2 separate regions of the Homo sapiens genome follow, and region 1 is linked to region 2. A link is a loop called in an ENCODE intact Hi-C map of the cell type or tissue named here. Cell type or tissue: dorsolateral prefrontal cortex. All regions are shown on one strand. Links, peaks and the distances in the headings refer to the core of each region. The heading gives the core; the rest is flanking DNA.

Evidence for each region. Hi-C counts contacts between places; a loop is a spot of excess contacts. Peaks named below come from ENCODE experiments on the same cell type or tissue, not always from the same donor. Only the 100,000 strongest peaks of a DNase experiment are listed, where the experiment ranks them.
Region 1: it touches region 2 in a loop (2.4-fold over the local background); 2 of 110 quality-filtered maps call a loop at or near these places.

Annotation. Positions count from the first base shown.
Region 1 is chr1:42,312,128-42,317,508 of GRCh38, forward strand. The region is part of intron 1 of FOXJ3 (forkhead box J3); the gene reads right to left. Among named protein-coding and RNA genes, the nearest start is that of FOXJ3, 20 kb to the right of the region's middle. In dorsolateral prefrontal cortex, for the core only: CTCF peaks have their summits at 2,550 and 2,757; a DNase peak (open chromatin) is centred at 2,505; H3K27ac peaks cover 1,180 bases.
Region 2 is chr1:42,256,716-42,262,096 of GRCh38, forward strand. All of the region lies in intron 4 of FOXJ3 (forkhead box J3), which reads right to left. Among named protein-coding and RNA genes, the nearest start is that of FOXJ3, 76 kb to the right of the region's middle. RefSeq lists a silencer at 2,729-2,778. In dorsolateral prefrontal cortex, for the core only: no CTCF peak of the experiment used is centred there; a DNase peak (open chromatin) is centred at 2,826; H3K4me3 peaks cover 1,409 bases; H3K27ac peaks cover 4,140 bases.

The DNA of each region.
Region 1 (5,381 bases), core at 219-5,218, 56 kb after region 2:
TAGGCAGGAGTATTATAGACCCAGCATTTTAAGAACTTCCAATTTTTCAAGAGAAACAAAAAAATCCAAAATTTTACCTGCAATCTCTTGATTTTTTAACGTTTTAAAAAAATACAGATGGGGTTTTGCTATGTTGCCCAGGCTGATCTTGAACTCCTGGGCTCAAGTGATCCTCCTTCCTCGGCCTCCCAAAGTGCTGAGCTTACAGGTATAAGCGACTGCACCTGGCCCTGATTTTCATTTCCTAAATACTATGTAGGCCAAACAGAAACTGGATTTTGCTGCAAGTTTGTAACCTTTGGTTTAGAAGGTGATTGAAGTCCCTGCATCTAATAATTATCCCTGCATACACTGAAGAGAGACGCAGATAGACACTTCTATTTCTTCCAGAATGACAGGGTGGATGGCTCAATCTCGTAACCACTGAAAATAACGAAAATGCTGAGTAAAGTATCTTAAAATCTTTACATATAAATCAAAAACTTGACAGAAAATGAGGTATGATCAGAATCCAAAAACTAGGTGAAACAGTGGAAACTAGAAAGGTATGCAGAGTACTGACAATAGCTTTCCTTCACCTTTAGGGCATTATGCCAAGCACTATGAATTCTGGCTTGCAATTCCAAGACCTTGTGGGACACAATGTACAAGATGCAACAACGTTCAGATCTTAACCAAGAGAACTGCCAGGAAAACTGCTTTTTTAACCTTAGCACTTAGGGCTGGTGAGGGGATCCAGGACTATGACAGCAGCAATGTTCAGTTCTTAACCAAGAAAACTGCCAGGAAAACTACTTTTTTAACCACAGCACTTAGTGCTGGGAGGGGATCAGGGACTGTGACAGCAGTGCAAGGGTGTCTTCCCTGATATTTCACAACCACAAGCTGATCTTCCCCTAGATTATGGTTTTAAAACCTTCATACCGGCTGGGCGCAGTGGCTCATACCTGTAATCCCAGCACTTTGGGAGGCCGAGGCGGCCGGATCACCTGAGGTCAGAAGTTTGAGACCAGCCTGACCAATATGATGAAACCCCATCTCTACTGAAAATACAAAAAATTTAGCCGGGCATGGTGGCATGTGCCTGTAATCCCAGCTACTTGGGAGGCTGAGACAGGAGAATCGCTTGAACCTGGGAGGCAGAGGTTGCAGTGAGCCAAGATCACACCACTGCACTCCAGCCTAGGCAATAAGAGCAAAATTCCGTCTCAAAAAAAAAAAAAAAGCTTCATACCTAGAATTGTGTTTAGGGTAGCCCTAGGATGGTTGTATCCCCCACCCAATCTTGACAGAAGCAAATGTACGTTCTCTCTGGAGGAAATCACCTTTGACCTAAGCCTGGAAAAATTCCCACAGGTAAGATCTCAAAATAAATGTATTCATAACTAAAAATCACAAAACCCAGAAGGAAATCAGCCACTCACAGCAAAATACAGCAGAAACATCAGTTAGCACAATAAACCACAAGGAATGCAGATATAGAAGTTACTAGACATCCTTGGGACCAGGGTCCAGTGTGGACTGCCCCTCGTCCTGGGAAATGGGGTGTGGCTAAAAAGGCAGCCGTCCCCTTGCCTGTCACGGAACACACTTTCGTGGGGAACCTGGCGCTAAACCACTCACAGACAACCTGCCTCTGGGTCATGGTTTCGTACACAGCAGAGCAGCTTTCTTTATTTAAAAGAAAAAAAATTACTAGACATACTTCTTTACTGTTTTATGTGTGATTTACCTAGTCTTGTATTTTAATTGCCTGAAGGTAGATAGATCTCAAATCTTCATCTCTAGCAGAGATCAATCTCCTAATCTCCAAACAAATATCTAACATTCCCTCCTGGAAATCCCAAATTTACCATGTTTAAAACTGAATTCATCATCTTCTCTTAATATACTTCCTTCCTGGATAAAATGGCACAGCCTTTTCATCTAAGAATGGCTTTCAGGTTTCTAGCTTAACTCTTACTCTTTGTTAGAGCAGACTAATTTTTTTTCCAACTCTTAGTCTCTATGAGGAATTACTTCAGTAAACACTCCTGGCCTCTTAGCCCATTCCTCTCCAAAGAGGTAAACTGGTTAGTACATAGAGCTAACTTAACAAAAGAACTGAGTACCAGGGACTCAGAATCTTTTTATTTTTCTGAGACGGAGTTTTCACTCTTGCTGCCCAGGCTGGAGGGCAATGGCGCCAACTCGGCTCACTGCAACCTCTGCCTCCTGGGTTCAACCAATTCTCCTGTCTCAGCCTCTCAAGTAGATAGGATTACAGGCATGCACCACCATGTCTGGCTACTTTTCTGTATTTAGTAGAGGGGGTTTCACCATGTTGGTCAGGCTGGTCTTGAACTGCTGACCTCAGGTGATCCACCTGCCTCGGTTAGGATCCCAAAGTGCTGGGATTACAGGCGTGAGGCACCACGCCCAGCCCTCAGTCTCTTTCTTTTCACTCTCCATCCAGGATTCTACAAGGCAATGATCTGAGTGTGTCTGCTCTGCTGACCCAAACATCCTCTAGGGTGCACTGTCCCACTGACAGATGGGCATGAGGGGCTGCAGAAAGTCAGCCAACTCATTTGGCTCTTAAACCTAAGTCACGTTCTACAATATAGGTTTTATCAAAAACAAAGGCAACTCCTTTGAAAGTTAAACACAGAGTTACCATAAAACCCAGCAATTATAAGCATATACATCTCCAAGAGAATTTAAATGTTCCTACAAAAACATGCACACAAATGATCATTTGCACACAAATGTGCAGCACTACTCATAAAGCCAGTAAGTGAAAATAACCCAAATGTTTGTCAACTAATGAACAGATAAACAAAGTATGGTTTATCTAAGTAACAGCCATAAAATATACAATGCAACTTTATTCAGCCATAAAAAGGAATGAAGTACTTTTACATGCTACCACATAAATGAACCTTGAAAGCCTCATGCTAAGTGAAAACGACACAAAAGACCACATGCTGTATGATTCCATTTATACGAAATGTCCAGAACTGGCAAATCTATAGAAATGAAAAGTAGATTGGTGGTTGCCAGGAGATGGGGGAAGAGAGGAAGATTGCAGATGGGAAGTGACTGCTAGGAGGTTTCTTTTTAGAGTGATGAAAATGGCCTAATTGATAGTGGTAATGGTTGCACAACTTTGTGAATACATTAAAAACTACTGAATTGTACACTTTAAAATGGTGAACTTCACAGTATGTGATTTTTACCTGAATAAAAAGCTAATTTTTTTAAAGGTACTGTCTTGCTTCTTCATCTGTAGGTTCTTATTTCTCAATCAGCTCAAAACTCAGGCAAGGGAAAATGATCTCATACTAAACTGTCCAAACACCAACACCCTTAGTACCTCCAATAAGTTACCATTTACTATCAAATTCTAACTTCTAGTTATCTTTCCAATCTGCTCTAGCTTCAATGCTTTAGTTCCAGTGTTATTCATTTTTCCTCTAGATTACCGTCCTTAAATGACGTCCTGAACCCTAGCCTTGTTGACTGAAAGAACAAACATATATCAGTCTTCTCCCTACCCAGGCAACTGAACAGCAACAGGGAAATCTCACAAAAGAAGGCTAAGGTTCACATTGAAGTCAGGAAATTTCAAAGTCCTCCAAGTCACAAACAAATCTCTGTGGCATCAACTGTAGTTGAACAACTATATTAACTCATTCAGTTACATCCATAATTTATTTACATGGTTTTATTTGGTGCCTACAGCATAAATCTCCAAATCTTTTGAAAACTAATATGTATCAAGAAAGAGTAGAATGACACAACCAGAATGAGTACTAAAAGCCAGGCATTAGCTAATGAGTATGCTGCAATACAAGCTATTTACTGTATTATATTCCATTACCAACAGAAAAGCATGGAATTTCTTTTAACATAAGCAGTATTCAAGTGTACATTAAACTGAGTTACAAACTATCCACATTTAGGAAGCAGCCATCGCAACACACTAACAGTTGTATAATAACATATTATCTGGGGGCATGGAGTGAAATAGAACTAAGTATTTTGAAAAAGCTCTGAATAAGTTCGTTTTGTTTTTAAGAGACAGAGTCTTGCTTTGTTGCCCAGGCTGGAGTACAGTGGCCAGATGATAGCTCACTGCAGCCTCGAACTTCTGAGCTCAAGCAAACCTCTTGCTTCAGCCTTCCTAGTACCTGGGACCACAGGTGCACACCACTGCATTGGGCCTTTTTTTTTTTTTTTTCTGTAGAAACAAGGTCTTGCTGTGTTGTCCAAACTGATGTCAAACTCCTGGCCTCAAATGATCCTCTCACCTCAGCCTCCCAAAGCACTGGGATTACAGGCATGAGTCATCACACCCAGCTCGAAATACTTACGAGCTCTCTCCCCTCTCCCACCTACACAGAAATGCAATGCTTTATAATTTACAAAAAACTTACTACCATTCATGACCTTGTAGCTGAAGACTCAAGACTGGAATCCCAACTATTGACAGTTACTGTGTGACCTTGGATATGTTAACTTCCCTAAGGCTTAATTTCCTCCTTCATAAGAATGGAAAAATGCAGTAAATGCCTCAGTTACTATGACAGTAGCTTGAGTGAAAGCATTAGTGTAACACCAGACAAAGGTAAGAATTAAAAATTTGTTAAAACTATTACACTTAGGAATGGAAAACCAAACGATGTATGTTCTCATAAGTGGGAGCTAAGCTATGAGGATGCAAAGGCATAAGAATGATACAATCGACTTTGGGGACTCAGGGGAAAGGGTGGGAGTGGGGTGAAGGATAAAAGACTACACATTGGGTACAGTGTACACTGGTCGGGTGATGGGTGCGCCAAAATCTCAGAAATCACCACTAAAGAACTTATTCATGTAACTAAGCACCACTTGTTCCCCAAAAACCTACTGAAATAAAAAAATTAAAAATTCATTTTTTATTTATTTTATTTATTTAAAAAACTGTCACAGCTCTAGAGGTCAAGAAGCTATTCCCTTTTTTTGCTTCTGAATTCAGCCATATCTTTCCAAAAGACTTGAAAGTATAACATTCACTAACATTCATGAAGAAACAACCCCTTTGATTCAAGAAACTTGACTGAACATTTCAGATTATTATACCATTAGTAACAGGTAATCATTAAAGCAGTCACAAAAATAATCTGTATCCTAATCAACCCAAATAGAAGAACTGTGCCAGAGGAAAGAGTAAAGGGAAAGAATCCTGATGAGTGAGAAGCAATCAGTTGTTCATCCCAGCCACTCTAGCTAAACCTGAAGGCAGAGGTGCATCTTGAGCTAAGAAGTCATCTGCTTTCAGAGAGCAATTAAAATCATGAGGATCTGCAATTCACCACAGAGTATCTATCAGAAGAGAGGCCACACAGATAATTAAGAGA
Region 2 (5,381 bases), core at 65-5,064:
GTAATTCTATCCTTCAGGAAAAATGAAAGCATGTCCACAGAAAACTTGTTTAAGAATTTACTAGTAATTCTTTATTAATAGCGTAAAACTGAAAACACCTGAAGTGTTTGTCAACAAATAAATGTATAAACAAATTGTCATAGATTCATATGATGGAATACCACTTAACAATAAGAAACAAACAAGTGATATATGTAGCAGCATTATAGACATTATGCTGAGTGAAAGACACAAATGAGTATATATTGAATGATTCCATTTACATGTAGTTCTATTATGTGAACTTACGGAAAAAAATCTACTATGCACTCAAGGATCACTATCTAAAACCGGGGCTTGACCACAGGCTTATTTTGAGGATCAAGATAATGCATGTAAAATGGCTCTAAATTCTTTAAAGCAATATACAGATGCAGATATTAATTTATATCAACAATTCTAGTACAACACAGTAATGTCCTTTCTGACGGAAAAGACTGCAGTGGCTTACCCTGTAAAATCCCAAAGAAAGATCACAAGAATTCTACAACTTTGACCACATTTTCCAAAAATCAATCAAGATACCCTAAAACAGAAGTTAATTCCAGAAGGAAGGAAAGTGGAACCCAACTGAAAACCAGGTGTCACTGTTAAGTAGAAGAGAGCAAACAAATACCAGCAATTCATAAACTTCAGAAAAAAATCAAGGTAATCAAGATATAGAAAATCCATCAGAAATGGCTGTGCACAGCGGCTCACACCTGTAATCTCAGCACTTTGGGAGGCCAACGCGGGTGGATAATTTGAGGTCAGGAGTTCGAGACCAGCCTGGCCAACATGGTGAAATCCCATCTCTACTGAAAAAGAAAAAAATACAAAATACAAAATACAAAAATTAGCCAGGCGTGGTGGCACACGCTTGTAATCCCGCCTACAGGGGAGGGTGAGGCAGGAGAATCATTTGAGCCTGGGAGGCAGAGGTGCAGTGAAACAAGATCATGCCACTGCACTCCAGCCTGGGTGATGGAGTGAGACTCTGTCTCAAAAAAAAAAAAAGAAAGAAAAGAAAATGCATCAGAAATGAAGATGTGTCAAAGATCAACAATAAACTTAAATGTTGTTATTCCCATCATTAAAAAGTATTTATTACTTCAAATAAAGTGCATTTTAACTATTCCAAAACTTTATTTCTAGCTAAAATTTTATGTCAACACAAAGTACCCTGCATATTTATCTTAGGTTGAAAATAGCCTAACAAAAAAGCCATTACCTGATTAAGTACAAATAAACCAAAAATGCTAATATTAATTTCAGACTCCTGGGGAGAGCAGTCCCTGTCATAAATAGCTAAACATTCCAAATGGTGAAATCTATTACTATTGCCAAGTATATGCCCGTTGGTAAAGGGAATCATCATAGACAATTCTCTGCTCTTCCTTAGCTTTCAATGCATATTCATCTCAGGAGCTGGATTCCTCTTGTCCCTGACTTCTTTGGCTTTATACCATGCCTTCATCTTTTATTTTTTTAACCTCTCCCAGTTTATTTTGGCAATCCAACTTCAAAAGATTTGTTTGCCTTGTTTTCTCCCAACTTCTTAGGATGCTGTTCCTGGTAACTGCTCAGGCACAGCATTTGCATGCACCACAGATCTAGAGCAACCATACTTGGAGTTTCAATCCTGCTTTATAACTGTTCCCCAAACATAGTTAAGAATAGCACCACTTTCATTCTCAGAAGTTTCTAGCTTGGACAATAGGTTAAATAGCTACTGAGACCACAACACACAGTAAGTACTCAAAGGCAGTCTGCTTGTCTGGCTAGTTGACCGAATGAACATGTGGATAACAACTATTCCAATGCCTGCTTAGGTCCTTGAAATACCCTTTTTGAACAAATACAAGTTTTTATTACTTTTAAATACATTGATCATCAAATTAAGCCTAGAGTGTTAAGAAATTTACTCTTAATGGATTAAAATATGTAATTGGCATATTGACTGTGGTATAGTAAACAATTCCCCTAAATGTTAAAGATACTTAAAAAGTACATCCTATTAAGGGATTAACAGACATATCTTGCTTTTAAATCATAGTGCCAATCAATCCTTTTAGAAACTTTAAGTTAGAGATAAAGTTTTACTATATCATAACGAATTCCCAAGAAACAGATGGCTCACCTACATAATCCACTCACAAGGCAGCTTAACTTGACTATTATGTTACTACTTGAGTGTTATAGCTCAATATCTGTCAAGTCTAAGCCGAAAAGAAAGTAACTTGATGGTCAAATGATCATACAACTAACAAAAACATGTCTTTCAAATAGTGATTAAACTCTGATAAATCCGTGTGATGGAATATATGCAATGAAATGAAACAAAACTGCTGATATGCACAACGACATGGATAGCTCTCAAATACATTATACTAAAGCAAAAAAGCCAGACTCAGAAGGCCATGTACTATATGAGTCCCATTTATATGGCATTTTGGAAAAGGCAAAATTATAGGGACACAAACAGATCAGTAGTTGCAAAGGCCTGGGGATGAGGGAAAGGGCTGACTACCAAGTGACAATCTGGAATACTGTTCTCTATTTTGATTACAGTGATGGTTACGCTGTGTTTGTTGAAACTAATAGAATTACACACCAAAGAGTAAATTTCACCATATATAATTTTTTTTAAATTTCTAGGTATAATGTTATTTTTTTAAAGTAGTTTAGATCTGGAAAAGAAAAAAGAGGCCAACAACAACAAAATGTTCTCTTCCAACTTTAAAAAGAGAACAGAGAACACTGTATGTCTCAACAAAAGGCAGCTGCAACCACACTGCTCAAACAGTATTAACGTCAGGGCTCTAGGCCAAAACTTCTTTCAGCTTCTGCAGTGTTATCTCCCTGAATCAGACTCTCACTTCTATCTAACTCAATCTTTCTAATCTTCTGAATACCTTAGCTTTCTAACCTTGGTTTGTCTAATGGAATGCCTCACATTCATAATTCACCTCTGTCTCGACAATCACTCAATGGCACTAATCCATTTCTTCACTCTTGGATCTCACGTTAGTACTTATATTAATTCCCTTAATTCCTGATTCTACCCAGCTTTGCTCTGACTCGTCCCTCAGCTAAACTTGATCATATCCTCTTCCAGCCTTCAACTCGAGTTCTTATCTACCATGAGTTAAAATGACAAATGCTAGCAACCTCATCTATTCAAGTGCTTCAGAAGTGACAAACTCTAAAGTCTCCCTTGGGAAGCTGTATCAGTGTTTTTTCACTTCAATAAATATGACATTCTTATTTCGGTCCAACCAAACTCTTGCTTATCCTTCAGTCCTACTTCCTGTTTAGTTTGTACAGAAACACAGATAAACAGTCATCATCTTCTTTACAAAAATCATGCATTTACTTAAGACTAGCATTAAAATTATACTCTTATCTTCCTTCTTTAAGGTAATACCTACGACTCCTACAACACTGTTCATCATTTAATGTTATATTTTATGTTCCCTCAAACCTCTCCAGTTTTTCTACATATTTTTTAAAGAAAATGACCAAAATGGGATACCAGAGATTAACAAGCAATTTACAAATAAATATAACATAATACTAATATAGCCCCCCCAAAAAGAATACCCTTTGAAAAGAAAGATCAGTCAACTATGTTATGGTCCCTTATACTAAGCTACAGAATAGGAATAGAAAAAAATTCATAATTTGTGAGACGTGGTGGCTCACACCTCTAATCTCAACACTTTGGGAAGCCAAGGCAGGATGATCACTTGAGGCCAGGAGTTCAAGACCAGTCCAGGCAACATAGTGAGAACTCCATCTCCACAAAAAATTTCAAAAACTTAGCCAGGCATGGTGGCATGTGCTGTCATCCTGGCTACTCTGGAGAATCACCTGAGCCCAGTAGGCTATGAGAGCACCACTGCACTGGGCAAAAGGGCAAGATCCTGTCTCAAAAGAAATTTTTAAAGAAAAAAAAATCACAATCCTGTAAGTTTCAAAAGTTAGTCTCTTAGCAGTGAATTTGTTATTTCCTCACAAACCAGGAGAACCCAATCTCTATGGTCACTGAGGCTTTACAACTTCCCATTCCCAGGCAAGACAAAGATTCCCCAACCCCTACACCCCTAAAAACTCTTCTATGAATTAACTGTAGTTATTTCCCCAGGATAGTCAGGTGGCCTTCATGTGGTTTTAAACTTCTTAGCTATTTTCTCAGTTCTATTAGAGCCCACTGCTACTAAGTTTAGATAACTGTTGAAACTAAGCCCTATAATCCTTTAGTTCCTTTCAAGTCAAAGATCATTTCTCTGAACTGAAGAAAGGGAAACAAAATTGAGAAAAGGTTAAGCTGAAAAGCAGAGAAAGAAAATTATATTTTTTAAACTATATTTAGCCAGTAATCTGCTTTTCCCTGATGTAAATATTTACCTTTAAGATAATTAAGACACATGTATGAATTACACAATAAGACTTATAACCCAAAGAATTTAAAAAAAAAAAGACAAATATAGAGAAAACAGAACTAATGAAAAGAGAAGAGACAAAAGACGGGATTTAAAAAATGGAGATAGACTGCAGAATGTATAGACAGGGTAAAAAGGGTATAATCAAGAGAAAAGAAAAACAAATCTGTCCCCAAAAAAGCAGCAAAGTGGATGCAAAACTGAATTTCATTTTGTGTGTGTGTGTGTTTTTTTTAATAAAGTGGTAACATAGCTGCTTGAAATTAGTTGTAAAGAGGTGAGAAAAATGAATCTCAGACCACCAATGTACATAAAGGGTACCAAATTTTAAGGGCTTTTACGACACAATCTTCTTGAAAATGAAGGATTAAGTAAGGAATAGATAGCCACATAAAAACATCTATGATTCAACAATACACTTCAAGATTAGGTTGTTCTTCACACCTCTCTGGTAATACAATGAACAGAAAGCTGTATCGTGAAAATACAGAGAAGATGCTATACGAGCTACTTCTACCTCTTGACCTAAGTCATGGCAGCAGCTAGCAAAATCCTAAGGGGTTATAAAGTCCGTCCCATACCCAAGACCAAAATCTACTCCCACCCCAACTTCGCTCAATGGTTTTCTCCCACTGTGGTGAGGGTGGTTTTGGAAAAGCTCCTCAAATGTCAGGAAACACTGTAATACAAAAAGAAACAACAATTCATAAGTACCAAAACTTAACTAACATTTTGGTCTCCCTCTCAAGGAAGACTGATATCATGGAAAAAGTACTAATCTAAGAACTAAGAAACCAACTGTGCTTTGCTTGTTCAACATTCATTCTAAGACTTTTTCTGTAATTCCAGGTGATTTGGGGGGTGACGGGGTGAACACCAGGCCTACTCTCTCTGTTAAGTGTTACTCAGCTGGTGGAA